Linked DNA regions of Homo sapiens: region 2 is linked to region 1. A link is a loop called in an ENCODE intact Hi-C map of the cell type or tissue named here. Cell type or tissue: GM12878. All regions are shown on one strand. Links, peaks and the distances in the headings refer to the core of each region. The heading gives the core; the rest is flanking DNA.

Region 1 (8,000 bases), core at 1-8,000:
TCATATGAAAAGTCTAAATTTCTAATATCTTTTATGAAATGAGACGATGTGTCTCAATGTGTTCTTGCTGTGGCTAAAACACAAGCATTAAAGTTTGAGAGATTCCCTCAGTTTCTGGGGCTGAGACCCCAAAGCCTCTGAGCTGGTACTGCGGTTTTTTTCTTAGCGGAGAGAAATAAAAAAGTGGGGAAATGAAAGTTCGAGTGGCCCTGTGAGGGGCCTCATACTTGTAATCCTAGCACTTTTGGGGGCTTAGGTGGGAGTATTGCTTGAGCCCAGGAGTTAAAGACCAGCCTGGGCAACATGGTGAAACCCCGTCTCTCCAAAAAACACAAAAATTAGCCAGGTGTGGTGGTGCACACCTGTAGTCCCAGCTACTGGTGAGCTTGAGGCAGGAGGATCGCTTGAGCTCTGGGAGGTCGAGACTGCGGTGAGCCATGATTGTGCCGCTGCACTCCAGCCTAGGTGACAGAGTGAGACTGCCTCAAAATAACAAAGCAAAACAAAAAAGAAGGCCAGAGTGGGCCATGCTTCTCATCCAGGCTGGCATTACTCATCACCTTACCTGCTGCCCCCTAGTCAAGGTTTCTGAGATTGAGATGCCTGATTGACATGTACAGCCTCTTTTCATCCTTCCCATTCCTACTCAAAAACCAAGAACTACAAGACAGAAAAACTGACCCCCAACAACACTTTACAACAGCTGTGGCCTCAGCCTCTTGGCTCCTGTCTTCTGCGAAAGAAGTTCTCTTTGGTCAGCTGGTGGGGAGAGCACAGAGCAGCAGTGGAGAGAGAGCCGGCCTCGCCCCCTGGGGGCTGCAGGCAGGGTGGGCCAGCACCCTCACACACGCTTAGTAAAAAACCCAAACTGAACCAATGCTTACTGCTTCAACATTCTAGCATATTCCCTTCCTATCTTTCATTTAGAGCTAGGAAGTAGGACTGTATTGGAATACTCTTTTATAGTCCCTGTTTTACAGCTAGCAATATATTGTAAGCATTTGCATGTTTTATTCACTATTATCCTATGTTACCATTTTTAAAAAGATTTCTTTTATTGAAGTGAAATGCACATATTTAAAAAAACCTTTATTTTTTAATTTTTTATTTATTTTTTTGAGACGGGGTTTCACTCTTGTTGCCCAGGCTGGAGTGCAATGGTGCGATCTCGGCTCACTGCAACCTCTGCCTCCTGGGTTCAAGCGATTCTCTTGTCAGCCTCCCAAGTAGCTGGGATTACAGGCACATGCCACCACGGCTGGCTAATTTTTGTATTTTTAGTAGAGATGGGGTTTCATCATATTGGTCAGGCTGGTCTTGAACTCCTGACCTCAGGTGATTAACTCACCTCAGTCTCCCAAAGTGTTGGGATTACAGGTGTGAGCCACTGCACCTGGCCAAAAATAACCTTTTAAGTCACCAATTCAGTGGTCTTTAGTGTATTTCCAATGTTCTGGAACCACCACTTCTCTCTTGTTCCAAAATGTTTTCATCACCTCAAAAGAAAACTCCATACCCATTAAGCAGTTGCTCCCCATTTCCTCCTCCCCTAATCCCTGACAATGACCAATCTGTGTTCTCCGCCTATGGATTTTCCTGTGCTGACTATTTCATATAGATGGAATCACACAATATGTGACCTTTCCTGTCTGGCTTCTTTCACTTAGCATAATGCTTTCAAGGCTTATGCAGATTATGACATGTATCAGCAACTCATTCCTCTTGGGAGTGATATGTAGATCACTTGCATATGTAGATACGTCCCATGATTTGTTTATGCATTCATCTGTTGATGAGTGTTTGGGTTGTCTGCACCTTCTTATTGTGATTAGTGCTACTATGAACATATGTGCACATGAATTTGAGTTTGAGTACATATACCTATGAGTGGACTTGCTTGGTCATGTGGTAATTCTAGGTTTATCTTTTTGAGGTATCACCAAACTAATCTTCCACAATGACTGCATCCTTTCACATTCTGTACACTTGCAATGTACAAAGATTCCAGTTTCTTCGCATCCTTACCAATGCTTATTAGTTTCCATTAAAAAAATTCTAGCCATCCTCGTGGGTGTGAAGTGGTGCTTTGGTGTGGTTTAGTTTACATTTCCCTAATGTATGTCATTTCTGATGGCAGCAGAGCAGTCCCTCTTAGAGATGTCCTGTTAGTTTGCCTAGTCAGTTCTCCACTGGTAAACACTTAGTCTCTGTCTCACATCTTTTTGTACTTACAAACATGTAAAATGCAGTACACACCCTCATGTTCTCAGTTGAGAGCCTGGACTCTGGGGTCAGACAGGTGAGCCTCAGGTGTGGCATCGCCACTTACTGTGTAGTCTTGGACAATTCACTTGACCTCTAAGCCTCAGTTTCTTCACTGATAAAATGGGCGTAAATAAGATCTGCTTCACAGATGTTTCTTAGGATTAAATACAAACGTGTAAAACCCTGTACATATGGTTTCATACATAGTAACTACTCAATAAATGCTGGATGTTTTCTCCATCTTGGCTCATATCTTAGATTTCTTTTTTCTTTTTTTGTTTTTATTTTGAGACAGGGTCTCACTTTGTCGCCCAGGCTGGAGTGCAGCAGCGCCAATGCGGCTCACTGCAGCAAGCAATCCTCCTGCCTCAGCCCCATCAAGTAGCTAGGACTACAAGTACACACCACCACGCTCAACTCATTCTTGTATTTTTTGTAGAGACAGGGTTTTGTCTTGTTGCCCAGGCTGGTCCCGAACACCTGGGCTCAAGCAATCTGCCTGCCTCAGCCTCACAAAGAGCTACGATTTCAAGCATGAGCCGCCACGGCCGGCTGATTTCTTTTTTAAATTCTTAGAGGTGATATTGCTGGGTCAGTAGAAGTTATGCACATATATGAAGGCTTTTGACGCACATTGTCCAAAAGTCCTTTCCAGATACTAATTTAACCTCCACAGCAGTGTATGCCAGTGTTTGTTTTTGGCACCTTCAACACCAGGGATTGTCACAAAAAAATTATTGCTAACATCTCATTGCTGTTTTAAATTTGCATTTCTTTGATTGCTAGTGAGATTAAATATCTTTTGGGCATTTATATATCTCTTTTATGAATTGTCTTTTTAATGTCCTATGGCCCAGTTTTTCTGTTGAGTTGGTAAACTTGTCAATTTCTATAAGAGCTCTTTATGACTAGGATTTTAATCTAAATTGTCTGTCATTTTATTAAAAGATAATTCCAGTTTGTCACTTGCATTTTAATTTCACATGGCTACATGGGATGGTTCACTACTACAGGCTCTATAAATATCAAACTCCTGGTGTTTCTTAGAGAAGATGGACAGATGTTGAGCAAATCACTTACTTTCTCTAGGCCTCAGCTTCCCCATCTGTGAAATGAAGGGTTTGGACTAGAAAATTGCTGTTTATATCCAGATTTGAAATTTTATCATTTCATACAAACATCTTGCATGTTCAGTACATAGTGTTATATCATATGTCATATTTTACACTGATATGTAATGGTAATATTTATAAATGTAATTACTCCCTAAACTACATTGGTATACCTACAGACCCTTGAGCAGAGGCTCTAAGTAAGTAGTGGCATTTTGGTGTTTTTTAGATAGAAGAAATATATATCTATTTTACATATAAAATAATATATTTCACATATAAACATAAAAAAATAACATTTTACACATAAATACATATAAAAATGTAACAGTTTACACATAAATATATAAAAATACGTAACATTTTTATATATAAATACATATAAAATAACATGTTTTATAAATATAAACATAAAATATAACTTTTGTATATAAATATCAATATAAAAATATATAAAATATAACATATTTTATATATAAATATAAATATATAAAACATAACATACTTATGTTTATATAATATATAAATATATAAAACAACATACTTATGTTTATATAATATATAAATATATAAAACATAACATATTTATGTTTATATAATATATAAATATATAAAACATAACATATTTATGTTTATATAATATATAAATATATAAAACATAACATATTTATGTTTATATAATATATAAATATATAAAACAACATATTTATGTTTATATAATATATAAATATATAAAACAACATATTTATGTTTATATAATATATAAATATATAAAACATAACATATTTATGTTTATATAATATGTAACTATAAAATATAACATTTTACGTATAACTATATACAAAAATATATACAAATATATAAAATAATATCTAGGTTACAAAAATTAAAAAAATCTCATTATATATATTTTATTGGTGTTGTACTAGATGAGTCATTTGTAATTCTCTTATAGGGAATTTTTACTTTTGCATCACTGAGGCCAGTGGACTTACAGCTGTTTTTGTTGTTAAACAGGTACTCGATTCAGTTAATGCTACGTATTCTGACTTTAAGAGCAACTTTGCGAAGAGGCTGTCCGCAGAGGTTCCTGTTGCGAGTAGCCCCATTACCACAAGGTGGCAGCAAAGTCAAACTAGGGCTCTGTCCTCTGATTCCTTTGGGGAAGAGCAGTCAACCACCTACCTCCCAGAAGCTTCCGGATCAGTGCTGAAGACACCGCCTGAGAAAGAGACCTTGACTCTAGGTGAGGTGCCCCAAACGCCACAGCCCCGTTTTGCAACGTGAATAAAAGATATATTCCTGAGAGAATCTTTGTCTTGTAGAACTAAGGAGTGTCACTTTGAGTCAACTCTTTTCTCTTTTTCTCCCTTTGAATAAGAAATTTCCAAGGTGGGGAGAAATGACACAAAAACAAAGGAAAGGTACTGTATGTGTTTAAAAACAAAAACAAAAACAAAACTTTAGACAAATTAAATTTTACAAAGTTAATTGTGCAAAGAACCGTTGGCCAATGGGCAACCAGAGAGCCACTCCATGTGGGGGCGGGCAGCATTTATGGATAGGAATTGGAAGTGCGTAGGAGCCGGCCTGATTGGCTACAGCTCAGTTCGCCTTATTTGCACGTGGTCTGATTAGTTGGCCGCCTGTGATTGACTGAAGCTCAGCTTCTGTGATTGGCGGAGACTCAGCTAAGTTAGGCTTTCAGTTAGTTTACATCCCAAGTTAGGTTGCAGTTTGAGATGTAGGGACTCATCCTACATCCTCAGGCAAAATTTAGCTTAATTTTAATATGTTTTTGAGACTTGCATTGGTTAGATGATTACTTTTGTAAAGATTGTATGAATGTATATGTATATATGTATATGTACACATACACACATATATATGTGCTTTTGTTTTGCAAAGTATAGAATTTTAATGACTGGTAAGGTTACTGGTATACAGAGTCAGAAAAAATTATGCGTTAGTAATGGAATAATCAGATGTGAAATGGAAGAAAAAGACAGAAGCAGGAGAGAATGAGAGGAAGAGAAAGTAAGAGGAAGGAAGCAAGAGAGAGGGATGAGGGGATGGATGGGGGGAGAGAGACAAAGAGAAAGAGAGAAGAGAGGAGGAGACAGAGGAGGAGGAGGAGGAAGAAAGAAGAAAGAAGAACCTCCAAGAGTAGTAGGGAAGAAGAAGAGGGAAGGAAAGGAGAGTGAGAGACAGTCTGATGCCTATGTTGGGGCAGAGATGGGGGAGTGGGCTCCAAACCACCAGTGTGATGGGCAGGATCCATGATCAACCTGCCAGAGCCCCGAAACACAAACTCTCTTTCTGAAATATGTAATTCTCATTTGGGCACAGACATTTTCATTCCCATCCTTCAGAAGCAAAATTTGCCACCTATCATCAGCTGATGTAATTCCCATTCTTTCTTTTGAGAATCCTAGGCAACATAATTCTTTTGACTATCAGCGTATTTATTAAGACAAATGTTAATAGAAGTGCCAACTCTTTTCAATGACATCAGACATGATGATGCATTGCAGTTCTGCAGATTGAAAGGGAGCCCAGATTTTTTTCAAATCAATGAAATTCCCATGTAACGACAGGCTTTAATACTGAAAGTATTTAATAACCGAGGAGGGAAGCAGTAGGAGATAAAGGGTTGTGAAAAACATTGTTATGACTATCTTCTGAAAGAAATCTTTTGTATCTCATTGCAATTGAGGGACAGTTTTGATGCTGATTGTTTTTGGAAGAATTTCTGGCTAAAATTAGGGGCTCCCTTTTACTTTCTAGGTTCTTAATTAATTTATTGATTTTTTAAAAAAGTATGACATTGTGTGAGAAATTCAGAAATCAGATATTAACAAAAAGGATTTTACAAGAAAGACCATTTTATTTTCTACTGAAGTTAATACTAGGGATTAATCAGATCTACTGGTTTCTCAGTGCTTTGCTAGTGGGGTTTCTTTCTTTTTGTTTTAGAAGAGCAGATACTGAAGATCCTCCCATTCCAAAGGGACATTTACAGAGAGGTTCATTTTCAGTCATGCTCTGTGGACAGAACCTGAGAGGTCCCTTCTTTCTTAGGCTGATGGACCTGACCTCTTTGTATATAACTGTGATGATTGTCAGTACTAGCCTCTGACTGCAACTTTTTCTTTCTCATTTGAAGTTCTGAGAGCTGGCTTTTTCTCCCCTGTACACTTTTACAAATAGCACAAGAAAGCAAGCATGCATAATTTCTCAGGACAAAGAGCAAGATCTAAAACTTTGACCAGCATTTCATATTTTTATCCTTCTTCTCCCTAAATGTAATATATATTGCTTAAATTTTGAATGTCCCAGTACTTAAGGTACTAGGCTCTAGGAACATTAGTGAGAATTTATCAAGCTCATGGTTGTCCAAATGAAGAAGAGATTGTCACATGGCAAAAGGCTAAGATTTTCCAATGGTCCCTTGGCTCCTGTGATGAACAAGTGATATGGCAGATATTTAGTTTTAGAGAATGACTTGACAGGTTTCCAGGGCAGTTGAAAGTCTGGTAAAGGGCTTTCTCAATCTTGAGAAGAGAGTAGATAGGAATAATATTGATGCAAGTAACATTGACCCTTCTATTACTTTAACTTAGAAAGTATTTCACTGATGCCATCTTAAACTATCTTTAAAACATCTTTCTGCAATAGAAAGGGGGAGAGAGGCAAAGTGATTTGCTCATGATTATGTAGTGAATGTCAATGCTGGCAAAGCAAGCATCCCATAATGTTTTCCTTGCAGGATGACCATAGCTCGGGCAAACCAGATACTCTTTCCACTATCATTTAAAACTATGGAACTGTTTCTATCCATTCTTCAAATGTGCAAATCTGGTTTTTTTTTTTTTTTTTCCATACAGAGATAAAGCATTCACACTGCTGCTGCAGCAAATGAAGTCAGGTCTTTAATCTTGGCACCTCTTCCCTGCTCTAGAGGCCACTGAGACAGCTTTCTCATTGAGTGACAACCTTATGAAGTCAGCAGTCTGGATAGGATTCTGTACTGCTCTCTGCAATGGACTTTGGAGCGACGAGAGCCTGGGCTTTTTCACTCTGTCCTGCTCTCTGCAATGGACTTTGGAGTGACGAGAGCCTGGGCTTTTTCACTCTGTCCTTCTGTGAAAGATGCCACAGCCAGACCTACAATCAAAGTGATTATCTTGTTTTAAAAACCAAATTCAAAGATAAATGTCTTTCTTGTAGGATCCCGCAAAGAACAACTGAAGACCCCCAGCAAAGGAATTTCTGAAACAAGTAACTCTGCTCTCCATTTTTGCAAGGCACCTCATGCAATGGACAGAGACTGGAAAGAAAGTGTTGCCTCAAAAGGGCAGGTAGGTAAAGAGAAAAAAACTGAAGATCCCACATCTAGAGAAGCTGAGACAACTTAGTTGCAAATGTAAGGGAAGAGTTGCTTAGTTCTCTTACCAATCAATAAGAAAATGATGCATTCCTGATAAAAAATGAATAATTGAAGGATATGAATAGAGCCACTTTGTAAAAGAAAGAAGATATCCCCCAAATATATGAGAAAATGTTGAGTTGGGATTAATTAAAAAAGTGAAAATGAGAATAACTATTTTATCTTTACAAACA
Region 2 (10,712 bases), core at 1,111-9,110, 200 kb after region 1:
ACCTTCCAAATCACAAATTCAGATAATTTGCTGTCTGACTACAGTCTGTCCTCCTTTCAATCTGCCCAATTAATCACATCATGAATACTCTTAAGCCATATCGGGACCTTCAGTTTCCAATCCACTGGCCTCTTCACATCTCCACTTCCTTCCTTATTCATCTGGGATTTCATGGTACATCAATTTTGAAAATCACATCAAAACAAAACAAAACAGCTCTTGCCAATTTCTCAAATTTGTTTGGACCTCTGGCTTTTTGCTTCATTCATCTGACAAAACCCTCACACAGGAAACACTCAATTGTCCGGCCCTTCAGGTTGTCAATTGAGGAATAACTCCTACTTGAGATCTTTCTGTACATGGACTTTAGGTGTTGCTTTTAACTGATATAGTGTTGAAAATAGAGTTACACAATTGTGTGATCTAGGGTGGATGTTTAAATACCGCAATCCATATCAGTCATTATTTATATCCAAGCTGAATTTTTTTTTTTTTTGAGATGGAGTCTTGCTCGGTCACCCAGGCTGGAGTCCAGTGGCATGATCTTGGCTCTCTGCAACCTCCGCCTCCTGGGTTCAAGTGATTCTCCTGCCTCAGCCTCCCAAGTAGCTGGGACGACAGGCACCTGCCACCACCCCTGGCTAATTTTTAGTAGAGGCAGAGTTTCACCATGTTGGCCAGGCTGGTCTCGAACTCCTGACCTCAAATGATCCACTCACCTCGGCCTCCCAAGTGCTGGGATTACAGGTGTGAGCCACCGTGCCAGGCTCTGATCTAATTTTTTGATCTCACTTCCCAAGCCAGGCATCTCTCACATTCTCCATCCCTTTTTTTCTTACTTCTCTTTCTCCCTCAACACATCAAATAATTATCAAATCTTGTTGATTCTAAGTCTAAAATCACTCTCAACTTTCAACCTTTCTTCTTCCCTGCTGCTACTGCCATGGTTCAATTCTCTCATTTCTGTTACAGACAATGGAAATCACTTCCCAACTGGCTTTACTGCTTCCCATCTCTAGCCTTTCCATTTCTTCTTCATTTTTACAAAATGCACAACAGATTATGCTATTTCTGCTGCTAAAGTCTCTAATGAACCACCAGTACTTGCAGTATTCTTAGTGAAGCTTAAAATCTTTTACATTCAGTCCCCTAGAAGTCTTTCCAGACCTACCTCCTACTCTCTTCCTCACACACTTTTCACCCTGGCTGCAACACATGATTCTGTGTTCCTAAAGTACACACTGGACATCAGCACTCTCCTTGTCACTGCTCACATTGTTTCCTTGATGATGAAGTCTCATAGTCTTCATCTGTTCTCACTCTACTTAGCCATCAAAACATATATCTGTATATATACATATATGAATATGAATATATATACACACACACACACACACACACACATACCTAGATTCTCTGGTGTACATATGTGCATATACACTCAGTGCGTGCTGGTAAATGTCTAACAACCAGTTCTCAGGGGGAAAAATCCCCAACTAGTTTTGTATGATGATTTCTATGGTATAAATATTCTACCATGGATGATTACAGCTACCTGTATGCCACTGGACTTAGGGCTGGGAAGAGACACATACCTTGGCCTTCTTGAGCCAGTAGAAGCTGCATCCAGCACACCATTATTATGTACATTTATATAGACATATATTTACATATATACATCCAAGCAGATCTTTCTTTTGAGTTCAACTTTTAAATTCTTGTTATTTTTATTTTTTTTAACTTTTATTTTAGTTTCCGGGGTACATGTGCAGGTTTGTTATGTAGGTAAACTCATATAATGGTGGTTTGTTGACGGATTATTTCATCACCCAGGTACTAAATCTAATATTGGATAGTTATCTTTTCTGTTCCTTTCCTTCCTCTCACCCTCCACCCTCAAGTAGGCCCTAGCGTCTGTTGTGTCCTTCTTTGTGTTCATAAGTTCTTATCATTTAGTTCCCACGTATAAGTGAATTGGTTTTCTGTTTCTGCATCAGTTTGCTAAGGATGGTAGCCTCCACCTCCATCCATGTTCCTGCAAATGACACGATCTCTTTCTTTTTTATGGCTGCATACTATTCCATGGTGTATATGAACCACATTTTCATTATCCAGTCTACCATTGATGGGCATTTAGTTTGATTCCATGTATTTGCTATTGTGAATAGTGCTGCAGTGAACATACACATGTGTCATTATGATAGAATGATTTATATTCCTCTGGGTATATACCCAGTAATGGGATTGCCGGGTCAAATGCTATTTCTGTATTTAGCTCTTTGAGGAATTGCTATATTGCTTTCCACAATGATTGAACTAATTTACACTCCCACCAACAGTGTATAAGTGTTCACTTTTCTCCTCAACCTTGCCAGCATCTGTTATTTTTGGACTTTCTAGTAATAGCCATTCTAACTGGTGTGAGATGGCATCTCATTGTGGTTTTGATTTGCATTTCTCTAATGATTGATCTTAAGCTTTTTTTTCATATGCTTTTTTGCCACATGTATATCTTCTTTAGAAAAGTGTCTGTTCATGTCCTTTGCCTACTTTTAAGGGGGTCTTTTTTTCTTGCAAATTTGTTTAAGTTCCTTATAGATGCCAGATATTGAGCTTTGTCAGATGCATAGTTTGCAAAATTTTTCTCCCATTCTGTAGGTTGTCTGTTTACTCTGTTGATAGTTTACTTTGCTGTGCAGAAGCTCTTAAGTTTAATCAGATCCCATTTGTCAATTCGTGCTTCTGTTGCAATTGCTTTGGGCATCTTTGTTATGAAATCTTTGCCCATTCCTCAAGCATGTCTTTGTATTTATATCAAGTACGTCTAGTAGTTTTGTTGTAATAACTTGACAACTCATATTTAATTCTTTTTTCTAGCAGTTCAGGCCTATTTAAAAATATCTTCAACTTCTGAGATAAAACAATGAAAGATGGCATTATCTAAGTAGGAATTGAAACTCCATCCACTAAAATAAGAGGGCAGGGGAGAGAGAGAGAGATAGAGAGAGAGAAAATGAGAGAGAGGAGAGAGAGAGAATAAGAGAGAGGAGAGAGAGAGAATCCAAGAGAGAAATTATCATATCTATTTTTAATTTTTTCTGTATTAAATATTTTAACTTAGTTTTCATCATCTTCATTAAAGATGGCATAGAGACAAAAAATATCACTGTCTGCTTTATTTTAGAGTCCACCTCTGTTTTCTATCTCCTACTCATTAGATTCATGCATGACAGGTCTTTCTGTAAAGCACCAATGGAGGTTAACATAAAGAAAGGCAAAATGACTGAAAAGTCATAGGGATTTTGGAAAAGGTTAGAACAGCCTGGCTAAGCACAGAGTCCCTCAACCCCTAAGTGGTTTGAAAAGCAAAACTTGGATGTTTCTTTCAGGCTTGATACAAGGCTTTTTCCTTCATAAATTTCAGTTTTGTGTATATATTTAAAATTTCTCTAAAGAGAAGTGTCAGAAAAATTGAGAATATATGTTTCTGCCAAAACACGAAACTTAAGCAAAGATTTTGCAGTTAGGAAAAATTATTACCAAGTTTATTTCTGTAACTTTCTTATTCTGGAAGAGTGATAATTTGATTTAGGCCATTCAGATATAAATATGTTTTGATTTTACAAGTTGTGCATTTCCTACCAGGAAGCTAGAGATAAATTGTGTTTCTATGTATTAAGATATTATTGTCAGGCACCCTTATTTAAACAATTCACTTTGCAAATAGAAGGCCAAACAGAAGTCCAATGCACACTGATATCTTTTTCCCTGTAGATATCCATTACTTTCTGGACTTCAGCCATGACGTATATACCCATGGTTTGGAATGTTGACAATTTAGTAGGAAGTTCTGGTATTGTAACATCTCTGTTCAAAAAGCCTCCCTTGGCCCCATTGCTTCGAGCAGAGATTCTACTCCTCTGCCCTGTGTGCCATGGGATCCAGGCATGCCACAAATTGGTTACAGATGTGCTGAGATATTGATCCCCTCGGCATTTGGGGCAGCTCCAAGCTATGGTGCAGCCAAAGGCAAGCTCATCCATTCACCCCAGTGTACTATACAGACATGGTTATTTTCTATGTGTGCCATGACAAGGAAAAGGCCGAGAGGCCCTGGCTCTGGATATAAGGTCTAAAGTGTGCACAACATTCAATGCTGTTTCAATCTTGTCCATGCTCTTCTCTTCCAGCCCAACCTCTGGCACCTCTCCTCATACATAGCCCTTTTCAAACTTCCAGGTCTACCCCCACCTCCATTTCCTAAAACCCTTTACTTTGCCTCCCATGGTTTTACTCCTTCTGTTCATCCACTGTTTCAAGCCCTTCTTCCCCATCTGCACCACAGATATCTAAGGACTCTTTAAAAGATAGGGCTGATGCCCCCCACTGCATGAAACCATCAGAAACTCCCCAGCCTGAAACACTTTCTCCTTCCTCTGTGCTTCCATACAGGTTTGCTTGTTACCCTCTTAGGCTCTTGTCACATTCTGCTTCAAGTGATAGTTGTGTGCTTGTTTTTTCTCCCTGTTAGAGTGTAAATGGCTCAAGAGTAAAGACCATTGTGTTTATCATTTCTCCCCTCCTCGTGCTAGCTGGATCTTGCACATTCAATCAAGGCTTATTAAATTGAATTGACTATGCAAATGCAAGAAGGAGAAGAAAGTCATTTATATTTATTGTACCTCTACCACATGCCAAGCACCATGCTGGCACTCTAAATGGGACAATGTATGCAGTCTTCACTATATCCCTTTTGAGACAGACAATGTGCAGATGAAGAAATTGAGGAATAGTTAAGGTAATTACCTCCAAGAAATAAATTTCACGCTGGAAAAAAGGAACTGTAGAGCAGTGCCCTGTTCAGGTGTCTAAGAACTTGGCTCTGTGAACTTCAGCCTGACCATGTAAATCTCCCAACAGTGGGAGGGAGCAACAGGGGCTTGCTGGAAGCCTGGTCAGAGATTTTGCTGTGTGAACTGCCTTGCTGGTAGAGTCCTGGCAAGAGTTTCATTTCACGAACTGGAAAATAAATCATTCTTTCATCAACAGGGAGATCCTTTTCCTAGAACCAAATCTGAGGTGACTAGTACAAAAGGAACAGAAGAAAGTTATTTTTCTTTTTGCTTGGAAAAGAATATTTTAGTGAAGCTTGAGTGGAAAAACAGAACGAATGTCTATAAATGAGAAATGCTCTATTTGGATAAATGTTCCCTCTGTTCTTTCTTGCTACACTGTGATTTTATTTATCCTGTTATGTTTACATTTATTTATATTACTACTTATTTAACAGAGTTTTTTAAAAAAATAGACAATTTATGTCAATTATTCCTCAATAAAGCCAGAACAATGAAATAATGGCTGTTTGAAATAGCAAAAATAATAATACCTTATAGCATTTATAATATAAAAGAGGTACAAAATATAAAAACAGTAGCAAAAAGGAAGAAAAAGCTATAAATTTTTATAAAATTCTTAAGCCATAAAGGCAGCAATTTAGAGTAAACCGAAATAAGTAAGAATCATATTCAAATCTCTAGGATAACTACTAAAACATTTCAAAATATATAACTAAAGAGCTAGTAGAGAAGAAAAGATGAAAAAAAATTTAATTAATTTAAAGGGCGGCAAAAAGTCATGATGCTATGAAGGACTGAAACAGAACATTTTTCCTCCTAGTTCGAGCGATCCTCCTGCCTCAGCCTCCTGAGTAGCTGGCACCACAGGTGCATGCCACCATACCCACCACGCTCACCATGTTGAGCTCAAGCAATTCGCCTGCCTCATCCTCTCAGACTGTCAGGATTACAGGCATGAGCCCCCGTGCCCAGCTGAAACAGAACATTTCAACTCAGGTGCACAGACTTTTGAACAAAATACCCAGATTAGATGATTTAAGTAATTAGATTACATTAGTTTTAATAAAGAGCTTCAGTGTGCAATGTTCAGAGACCCCTACTGGCCAAGATTTGTATGGTCTCGATCAAGCATTTGTTGATGTTCAGTATTACTTTATACATCTCTAAGCTGAAAATTGCATCCTACGGTTGATGATGAGTTGACGAGTCCAGTTTTCCTTGGGCTTTCCATACATTGAGAAAATCAGTGATTCAATTTGTCCTTTTATGGGACTCCCAGGTGCTGTGGCTCTCAGAACCTCATGGTCAACAAAGAAAAGTAACTGAACTAGCGATAATAGCCACTTGCATTTGTGTTGTGCTCTGTGACTCACTTGGCGCTGTCACACCTATCACCCCATTAGGCCTTCACAAGCAAGGCCTTGTAGAGTAGGTATTCTTAGCAGCACCGTACATGTTGTAGGAGTGAGAAGCTGTTGCTCAGAAAGGTGAAGTAGCTTCCCCAAGGTCATATGACTCAAGGTAAGTGGCAGATCCAGGACTCAAAATTTGAACTGGAGAATTTTTCTGTTTTCTCTTTAGTGTATTTAAGGAGTCACCAGGCTAGAGGTAAGTCTGGGAGTGGGAATGAAGGTGATAAAATTTGAGAGACTGTAGAAGGACGGGGTTTGATGCCAAGGGTAAACATATCATAAAGGGAATTTTCAGACAACTGACTTCTATATTTACATGCTATAATATTCACCTAAACCTGTGCTTGTTTGACATTTTAAAGGAGGGAGGAAGAATGACATTATGACAAATACATTTGACAATTTGCATCAGGCAAATTGTCAGTCAGCCACGATGAGCACTATTCCTGCAGGATATACTGTTGCTTCACAATACCTTTTTATATTCTTGATTCATTTTCCAGGCTTACCAGCTCTACATACTTTATACACTTCTGAAGGGAATAAAACCTGAGGAGAGGAGGTGTTAGGTTTAAGGGGGCCACCTTATTGAAAGTAAACAATTTTCAAACATAAGAAAAGTTTAGCTGCAATTTCCGCCAGTAAATGTACTTCAAAAGGTATTAGCTTTCTACTTATTGCATGTTGAGTCTGCTTCTTAGAACAGGGCTGCCCAATAGAACTTTGTGTAATGATGAAGATGTTCAGTGATCTGTGCTGTCCCATATCATGGCCTCTAGCAAATTAATCAAATTAATTTGAATTTAAATAGCCACATGTGGCTGGTGGCTACCACCCAGGACAGCATAGTTTTAGAAAGTTGTTTGCTAATGTCAGTTTTCAGCTCACGTTTTATAGCATATTGATATAGAAGACAGGATTTAGAAAAACCACTACACTTTCTGGAATGTTTTTGAGGATAAGGATTCTCATTTCTCAATTAAAAGTAGACATTGAAAATCATGATGAATGTATATTTGAGTAATAATAAAGAGAGACGGAAAACTTAGGTACATTTAATATCTTTCCAAGTGTTGTGAAGTCTCAATTCAGTAATTAAGTACTACAATTTTCTACGTTAGTTGGCAAGAACACTTAGGCTCATGACAGTGTTAACTAACATAATTACTTCATAATTGAAAAGTCCAACCTTGGATTTCTGTACTTCAGAGCTTAGAAAAATCAATGATTTCTTATCGATCCATCTCTTATAATTTTTTTTCTATTTTACTACAGTCTCTTTTGAGACTGTGGAATTTCTTCTACAAAGTATAATGTGTATTTATTTACTAAGATAGCTATCTGAAGCATGTGGGAAAACTGAGAGAACGAATGAATGATAACCAATTGTCTGCTTATACAATTTCACAGTGTTTGGCCTTGCCAGAGGGGCCAGTCCCTGATGAAAACACATACGTGAGGTCCCCAGATGAGATCCCATGACTGTGATAATTGTCACATGCCTGTTTATTTTTCCCTTGAGAAACTGAATGCTTAAAAAAAAGATCACAACTAAACAAAAGCATATCAATAACAGGAAACTGTTGGTGAGAAATACCCTGACGTTCCTGTAAATTCACGTCACCAGATTCCCCAGGGACAAAGGTGCATGAACTGCATGGGTAAATAATTATGATTTAATACAGAGACCTTGCAATGCTGTTTATAGTAAAACAACAAAAAAGAATTGTTTCTGGAGGCGCAAATAAGCAAATAATAGAAACACATATCAATATAATCAGGAAGTGGTGATGTTATGTCTAGGTCAGCTACTGAAAACAATTTGTAATCTATCAAAGTATCTCCTTTGCAATTGCAAGCAGCAGGAGGTGGGACCTTAGGAGGAAGAGAATCCCCCATCCATAGGGTGATTAGAAATGGTAGAGGAAGGACCGGGTGCTCTGGCTCACGCCTCCAATCCCAGCACTTTGGCAGGCTGAGGCGGGCGGATCATCTGAGGTCAGGAGTTCAAGACCAGCCTGGCCAACATAGTGAAACCTGTCTCCACTAAAAAAATACAAAAATTAGCCAGGTGTGGTGGCACATGCCTGTAATCCCAGCTACTCAGGAGGCTGAGGCAGGAGAATCGCTTGAACCCAGGAGGCAAAGGTTGCAGTGAGCCAAGATCACGCCACTGCACTCCAGCCTGGGCAACAAGAGTAAAACTCCATCTCAAAAAAAAAAAAAAAAAAAAAAAGAAAGAAATGGTAGAGAAAATGGGATATTCATCCTGGGGAATTTCTGAAAAGGTTTCTGCATCATGACACCTGTCTGTTTGCAGGATTTTATTCCCAAGGATAATGAAAGGGAGATCAACAAGTTTCTCTTTCCTTCTTTAAGAGGATTTCCAATTAGAGGGCAATGTCAGCCTTGTGAATGTGTGCCTACGGGTATATGCATGTCCCAACTAAGAAAAGAAATGAGTGGCAGTGCTTCAACATATTTAAGGCCTTTTCCCCTCTTTAAAAAATTATAAATGATTTTTTTTGACAAAAATTGGAAAACCATATTTCTAATTTTCCCCAGAATTTACTTACTATAGAAAGCATTATGGCCTTTGTTAGGTAGCTGCATTTTATTGGGAATGGGGTTGGGGTGGGGGGTTTGGAGAAGGGAAACAGAGGGTAGCAGGGAAAGTTAACCAGAATTCTTACCTGAAATCTGCTTTTTTTTGAGGTGGTGGGATAAAACTCTGGAAGCCTCATTTTTGAGTTCTAGGCAGTTCTTAAAAATCTACCCATTTATGCAGCCAAAAGTGATCTCTGTTTGTCCTTACTGCTATTTCTCCAGTTCTTAAAAGATCCTGTGGTAGGAAGAATAATAGGTTCCCCAAATGTCCACATCCTAATCCCGGAAGCTGTGAATATGCTACTTTACATGACAAAGGGGACTTTGCAGATGTGATTAAATTAAGGACCTTGAGATCGTCCTAGATTACCTGGATGGGCCCAGTGTAATCATAAGGATCTTTATAAGAATCACAGAAGAAATAGGACAATGGAAGCAGAGAAAGAGATTTGAAGATGTTATGCTGCCAGCTTTGAAGATGGAGAAAGGGATCACGAGCCCAAGTCAGGTGGCCTCTAGAAGCTGGAAAAGGTACACCATTCTTCCCTAGAGCCTCCAGAAGGAAGACAGCATTACCACACCCTGATTTTAGCCTGGTAAGACCCATTTTGGACTTCTGACATCAGAACTATAAGATAATAAACTTGTGTTATTTTAAACCTCTAAGTTCATGATAATTTTTATAGCAGTGGTAGGAAACTAACACCAATCCAAAATACTCTTTTATGTTAAATGGCAGTGTTAGATCTGTCAAATTATTTCTCAATTTTATAGTCCTAATATTAGAATATTAGGCTACACATTAGAGTCATCTGGGGCGCTTACAAAATACCAACGCCAGAGCTCCAACCCCAGTGATTTAGATATAGTAGGTCTGGGGTGGAGACAGTGAACTGGTATGTAAAAAGCTGCCGCCTGGTGCAGTGGCTCATGCCTATAATCCCAGCACTTTGGGAGGCCAAGATGGGTGGATTGCTTGAGCCCAGAGCATCCTGGACAACATGGTGAAATCCTGTCTCCACAAAAAATACAAAAATTAGCCAGGCGTGGTGGCGTGTGCCTATAGTCCCAGCTACTTGGGAGGCTGAGGTGGGAGGATTGCTTGAGCCCGGGAGGTAGAGGTGGCAGTGAGCCAAGATTGCCCCACTGCACTCTAGTCTGGGTGACACAGTGAGACCCTGTCTCAAAATCAATCAATCAATCAATCAAATAAAATGAGATAAATAAAAATTTAAAAAGCTGCCAGATGATTCTAATGTTCAGCTAAGATTGAGAGGCCTCTTGTTAAGGGACTACCTCCTTTTTATATTCTCTTGGGTGTTCAAGTTCAGGGAACGTGACTTTGATCAATGTAAATAAAATTGATCATTTCACCTTTGCCAGGGAAGTAAAAATTGTAGTCTATTTTCTTTGATCTTTAACATTATGTTTGATTTTTGTCTCTATCTGAATACAGTATAATACATTTCCTGGGAGTAGATACCTGGGAGGCAAAGCCTCCTCAGCCTTCCTTTCCTCCATATTCTTTGGGTCTCAGTTTCTACTCAGATGCAGCTGAAAATGACTCCCCCAGCCAGCATCCCTTGCAACAGGAGTATGACACTTATGTAAAAGAAGTGTTGAGTTACAGACACTAAGTAGCAGGAGTGGTGTCAAGGGTCAGGGAATGATGCACAGAAAAGATCCCACCATCCCCTGAGCCTATGTAGTCCTTGACAGAAAGATAGAATTGTTGCTTATAGTCCCTGCTGGCTCTGTTTCTGGTATCACAGCGGAAAGAGACTTGCACCAAGCACCAGGAAAACTGTTCTAACCCTGGCTCTGCTTCCTATTTTAA

Evidence for each region. Peaks named below come from ENCODE experiments on the same cell type or tissue, not always from the same donor. Only the 100,000 strongest peaks of a DNase experiment are listed, where the experiment ranks them.
Region 2: a loop joins it to region 1, with 7 times the contacts of the local background. A loop is called at or near these places in 73 of 110 quality-filtered maps.

What each region holds. Positions count from the first base shown.
Region 1 is chr5:55,143,251-55,151,250 of GRCh38, reverse strand. It overlaps CDC20B (cell division cycle 20B), which reads left to right. Exons shown (of 12, transcript NM_001170402.1): 3 at 4,395-4,623; 4 at 7,608-7,738. Among named protein-coding and RNA genes, the nearest start is that of GPX8, 13 kb to the left of the region's middle. In GM12878, for the core only: a CTCF peak has its summit at 4,486 (motif pointing right); a DNase peak (open chromatin) is centred at 4,510.
Region 2 is chr5:54,939,695-54,950,406 of GRCh38, reverse strand. No RefSeq gene overlaps it. Among named protein-coding and RNA genes, the nearest start is that of ESM1, 41 kb to the left of the region's middle. In GM12878, for the core only: a CTCF peak has its summit at 5,961 (motif pointing left); no DNase peak of the experiment used is centred there; H3K27me3 peaks cover 176 bases.